Regions from separate parts of the Homo sapiens genome. Here region 2 is linked to region 1. Evidence: chromatin contacts called from ENCODE Hi-C or POLR2A ChIA-PET data. All regions are on one chromosome and are shown on one strand. Each heading gives the region's core, a stretch centred on a gene start or an enhancer-like site at or near the end of the contact. The rest is flanking DNA. Distances are from core to core; before and after follow the strand shown.

Region 1 (2,569 bases), core at 39-2,538:
TCAGCTCCCACTTATGAGAGAGAACGCGCGGTGTTTGGTTTTCTGTTCCTGTGTTAGTTTGCTGAGGATGATGGCTTCCAGCTTCATCCATATCCCTGCAAAGTACAGGATCTCATTCCTTCTTATGTCTGCATAGTATTCCATGGTGTATATGGACCACATTTTCTTTTCCAGTCTATGATTGATGGTCATTTAGGTTGATTCCATGTCTTTGCTATTGTGAATAGTGGTGCAATAAACATACATGTGCAAGTATCTTTATAATAGAATGATTTACATGCCTTTGTAAACCCACTTTTAAACGTGGAGAATGTTTTTTATTTGATGTCCTTCATAGAATCCTTACATAGCAGTAAAAAGTAGAAAACATTTAAATCTGAAGATTAATTATAAATTTTAAAACTCTGTTTTGCTGACTATATACGTGGTCAGAATATTTATATAGGCTGGGCACAGTTGTGCACGCCTGTAATCCCAGCACGTTTGGAATACCAAGGTGGGTATTGGGTGGATTGCTTGAGCTCAGGAGTTTGAGGCCAGCCTGGGCAATATGGTGAAACCCCTCTCTCAATAAAAACAAAACAAAACAAAACAAACTACTTATAGAGCAGTTTCTGCTCGTATGAAAGAAAGACAAGTAACAAAATCTTGTCTCTTTCCCAGAAAATAATGATAATTATAGGAACTGCCAGTTTAAACCCTAGAAGAAATTTTATAAGGACATGCACCTCCCCTCTCAGGTTCCAGGAGAACACTTTTTGGGTAGTGCCAGGCCTAGGGGTGGGATGGGTTTCCCAGGGTGCCCCAGCTATGCCTGAAGAATTCAGGAATGTTAGATTACACTCAGTTACCAAAACAGTCCTGTGTCAGCTAGGCCTGTGCAGAAAGGTGAATGAATGCTTGTGCTTTGGAATTCCCCCCCACCCCCACCCCACCCACCAGCCTTCTCTCTCGCTCAGTAATAAAACAGAGCTCATGCTTGCTATGGGTGTTATTGCTCTTCAGGATTACACATTAATCCATACTGTGTAATTACTTTACAGCAACTTTGTTCTCTTAATTGTGCTGAGGCATCTGAGGAATTTGACATTGCCGTGGTGAGGTTGGCATTTGTTTATACCAACAACACACACCATTAAGAAGCTTAAGCTAGCAAAAGCCTAATGCATTAGAGATGCCATGGCTCAAATATGAAATCATATCACGTAGCGTAGCTTAACCCGGGCACCAAGCTGTGATGTTTTATGAGTAAAAGGAGTCACTCCCCTTAGGCTAGGGCATGGTTAAGTTGAACACAGGAATGACATCATCTTGACTTTGCCTGGGCATTTGGCCGTGTATATCCTGTACGCTGCATCTTTAATAATGGGAAAAGTCATCCTGTGTCTTTCACCATGAGAAAGACAAGAAGTCAGGCTTAAATTGAATTAAATACAAATCATCTTCAAAATCTGAAAACTGTGCCTCACAGAATTGGACTAAAAATAGCCTTTATCTGAACCAGTGCAGAGAAGATCTGTGATTGTCCACATTTCCCCCATCCTTTAGCTCCGGATGACACTGTAGAGACCACTGAATGTGGTGCTTGTGGGACAAAGGGTGGGGCTGAAGCGTAGCTCCCCAAAGCCTCTGCAGAGATAGCATGGGAGTGAGGAGGAGGGCTCTGCAGGTGGACCTGTGGCTGTGAAGTTAAAACATTGACCCTCCGTGGATCACAAAAAATGCAGTACTGCTGTTTCCCATGTGCACTTTGCTCAGTAAAGTAAGGTCAGGGCGCAGGGAAGAAACTCGAAGGGGAGGCAGAACCCCAGAGCTAATCCTGACTCACTGTTAACTGGCTCTATGGCATTGGGCATGAAATGGAACCATTTGGGAAGTTTCAAAACATACGGATTTGCACCTTTAAAAAATAAATTGCACAGTACTCTCTTTCCAGAGACGTTAAGATAATGGGAAAACAACTGCTCCTGGGAATGGAGAGATGAGGATCTGAATCTTGGCTCTGTGATGGAATTTCTGAATTGCCCAGGCAAGTTACTTACCTCTTAGGGCTTCCATTTCTTCACTCTTAAATAATGCCAGCGACCTCATAGATTTAGTTCTGAATTAATGAGATGATATTCGTAGTGCAACTGGATCATTGCCTAACGTTTTAGTCCACTTGTGCTGCTATAACAAAATATCATAGACTGGGCGGCTTGAACAACAGATACTTATTTCTCACAATTCTAGAGGCTCATAAGTCTAAGATCAAGCTGCTAGCAAATTCGGTTTCTAGTGAGGGCCGGCTTCCTGGCCGGTAGACAGCCACCCTCCTTGCGGTGTCCTTACACGGACTCTTCTCTGTGTGTGCTCATGGAAAGGTGATCACTGTCTTCCTCTTTGTAGAAGGGCACTAATCCCATCAAGGAGCTCCACTTTGATAACGAAATCTAAACTTAATTACCTCCCAAAGGCCCCACCTCCAAATACTATCACATTCGGGATAAGGGTGTCAATACACTGTTTTTTTCTTTTAGATGGAGTCTTGCTCTGTTGCCCAGGCTGGAGTGCAGTGGTGCCATCTCAG
Region 2 (2,569 bases), core at 52-2,551, 38 kb before region 1:
GCCAGAGAGGATGGGGAAATCACTATTAGTAACATGCTGTCCACTCAGCTTATGGGTAGGAGCCAGATCTGATGACTGACACCATGGCCAAACGCCATTTTTTTAAATCTTTTTTGATGAAGTCTCGCTCTGTCATTCAGGCTGGAGTGCAGTGGCATGATCTCTGCTCACCGCAACCTCCGCCTCCTGGGTTCAAGCAATTCTCCTGCCTCAACTTCCCAAGTAGCTGGGACTACAGATGTGCAGTATCATGCCCAGCTAATTTTTTTTTTTTTTTTTTGAGACAGAGTCTTGCTCTGTTGCCAAGCTGGATTTCAGTGGCTCTATCTGGACTCACTTCAACCTCCACCTCCCAGGTTCAAGCGATTCTCCTGCCTCAGCCTCCCGAGTAGCTGGGACTACAGGTGCATGCCACCACGCCCAGCTCATTTATTGAGCTGGTTTCACCCTGTTGGCCTGGCTGCTCTTGAACTCCTGACATCAGGTGATCCATCCACCTACCTCAGCCTCCCAAAGTGCTGGGATTACAGGAGCCACTGCAAACGGCCGGAACTGGTTTCAAATGCAAATCTGATCTATCACTCAGCCTCTGCCTCCCAGGTTCCAGCGATTCTCTTGCCTCAGCCTCCTGAGTAGCTGGGATTACAGGAACATGCCATCACACCCGGCTAATTTTTGTATTTTTAGTGCAGACAGGGTTTCACCATGTTGTCGAGGCTGGTCTCGAACTCCTGACCTCAGGTGATCCCCTACCCCTGCCTCAGCCTCCCAAAGTGTTGGGATTATAGGCGTGAGTCCCCGCGCCAGGCCCCAAACACCATTTTCTCATGAGTGGTGCTTCACATGGCTTCTTCCCAGATCTGCTTTCACTCAACTCTTTGCCCTAGGTTTTCCGAGTTCCTTGATTACCTTTGCTTGGGGTGGGAGATGGGCCTTCCTTATGCTTTAAAAAATTACCTATTTATTTTTCAGACGAGTGCAACAAGGATTTATTAAATGTAATTATATAATTTATCTGAAGGTTCCTCGAACACATAAATTGTAGGCTAAACTCTCAACCATAATCTCTAGGGTGTTTCTCAAATTCTTAGGTTTTACTGGAATTCACGGGAGTTCCATCGTATAAGCTTCTCTGTGGAATAAATGGGAGAAAGGCTTGCAAGCAGAGGTAGAACTCCTGCTGAAGGTGGTTAGAAATTGGGATTTATATTGACAGCACAGACACCGCCTGGGACTGCGCCTGGTGAGGCAGGAGATCTGGTTACTCTAGCAGTAAGAGTCTGTGACCTTCATAAAAGTAGAAAGCAATGTGCCCAGTTCACCGTCTGCGTGTGTGTTAGAGGCATAAGCAAGGTTCTCAAGGGTAAAGAGAGCCAGATCTGAGTTTGCTGGCTGAACTTACCTTACATGGTGCTGGGGAGAGAGCTGGGGGAGGGAAGGCAGGCGGGGATTACTCACAAGGATTCAGAGTCCGCCCCATGACATAGATTGATAGCTCCCTATGGGGCTTTGGTGAGCCCTACACCTTTTAAAATTTCACATAAAGCTTCGACTGGAGAAGCATCTGAACCACATACCAGCAAATCTCTGGACACGGCAACACATTCAGACTCTTCTATTTGAGGAAAACATTGGCCAAAACAAGTAGGGCTTTTCTTCAATTCAGCTTCCTAGTGGTCATGATCTTTGCAGCCCAGAAAGCAAAATTTAAGCAGACTTCTTTTGGTGACTTGTTTTGTTTTGTTGTTTTAAAAATGGTATAATTATTTTTTAAAGCTTGTACTTCCTTTTTGGCACTCTTACAGAATTGCCACCAGGCCTAAGAGCTAGAATGGGAAAAGAAAGAGTAGGTGACAGTGTCACAGAGATGCGAATTAGGGAAAGGTCTTCAATACGGAAATATCTTTAATATCCTGCCTGGCTACGACAGTGACAGGACCTTTCTTGGATAAGCTCTCATGAACCTACGATAATTAGGTTTTATTACGTCATATTGAACAGCCTTTCCTAATACGGCAGCCTTTTCCTAATGCGGTGGTGCTCAAGGCTCTCCCTGATTTTATTCCTGCTTATCTCTCTAGCCCTGTCTCTCAAACTCGCTTCAGTCATAGTGTATGTTCTAGATATATTCAACCTCTTCTAGTGCTCTTCCCCCAACGCCCCACATAGAAGTCAGTAAAGACATTAAGAAGAGTTATTTTAGATCTCCAGTTCCTTTTAATTGCTATCTTCTCTGTAGAGAATGTTCTTCCTTTGACCTCACTCCTTCTCTGGTTTTAACTCTCAGTGGTCACTGCTTCCAGGAAGCCCTCCCAAACTCCCTCTCTTACTCCTCCCCAGGCTGAGTTAGGATTCCTTCTCTTTGCCTCCTTAATATCTATGTAGCTAGAACTTTGCGCTATATTATTTTATAACTACCATATACATTCATGAGTGGATGAATCAATGTTTGTCACCATTGGACTAAAAGCAAATTAATTTTTTTTTTGAGACAGGGTCTGGCTCTATCACCCTGGGTGGAGTGCAGTGGTGTGATCTCAGCTCACTGCAAGCTCCACCTCCCAGTCTC

What was found. A loop is a pair of places that touch in the nucleus more often than their neighbours do. ChIA-PET counts read pairs that join two places held with the same protein, here RNA polymerase II (POLR2A).
Region 2: a loop to region 1 is called in a map of endothelial cell of hepatic sinusoid, with 6 times the contacts of the local background. The contact joins two enhancer-like sites. A Hi-C loop is called at or near these places in 2 of 168 maps with a recorded cell type or tissue (DLD1 and endothelial cell of hepatic sinusoid) and 1 of 37 single-sample maps with no recorded cell type. POLR2A ChIA-PET finds 5 or more read pairs at or near these places in 5 of 52 experiments (HEK293, K562, MCF 10A and 2 more).

Annotation. Positions count from the first base shown.
Region 1 is chr6:154,553,855-154,556,423 of GRCh38, reverse strand. No RefSeq gene overlaps it. Among named protein-coding and RNA genes, the nearest start is that of CNKSR3, 44 kb to the right of the region's middle. Within about 2 kb of position 1,288, at least 2 of the 41 ENCODE cell types and tissues checked have a DNase peak (open chromatin) inside an H3K27ac peak, as active enhancers do.
Region 2 is chr6:154,592,128-154,594,696 of GRCh38, reverse strand. No RefSeq gene overlaps it. Among named protein-coding and RNA genes, the nearest start is that of CNKSR3, 83 kb to the right of the region's middle. Within about 2 kb of position 1,301, at least 6 of the 41 ENCODE cell types and tissues checked have a DNase peak (open chromatin) inside an H3K27ac peak, as active enhancers do.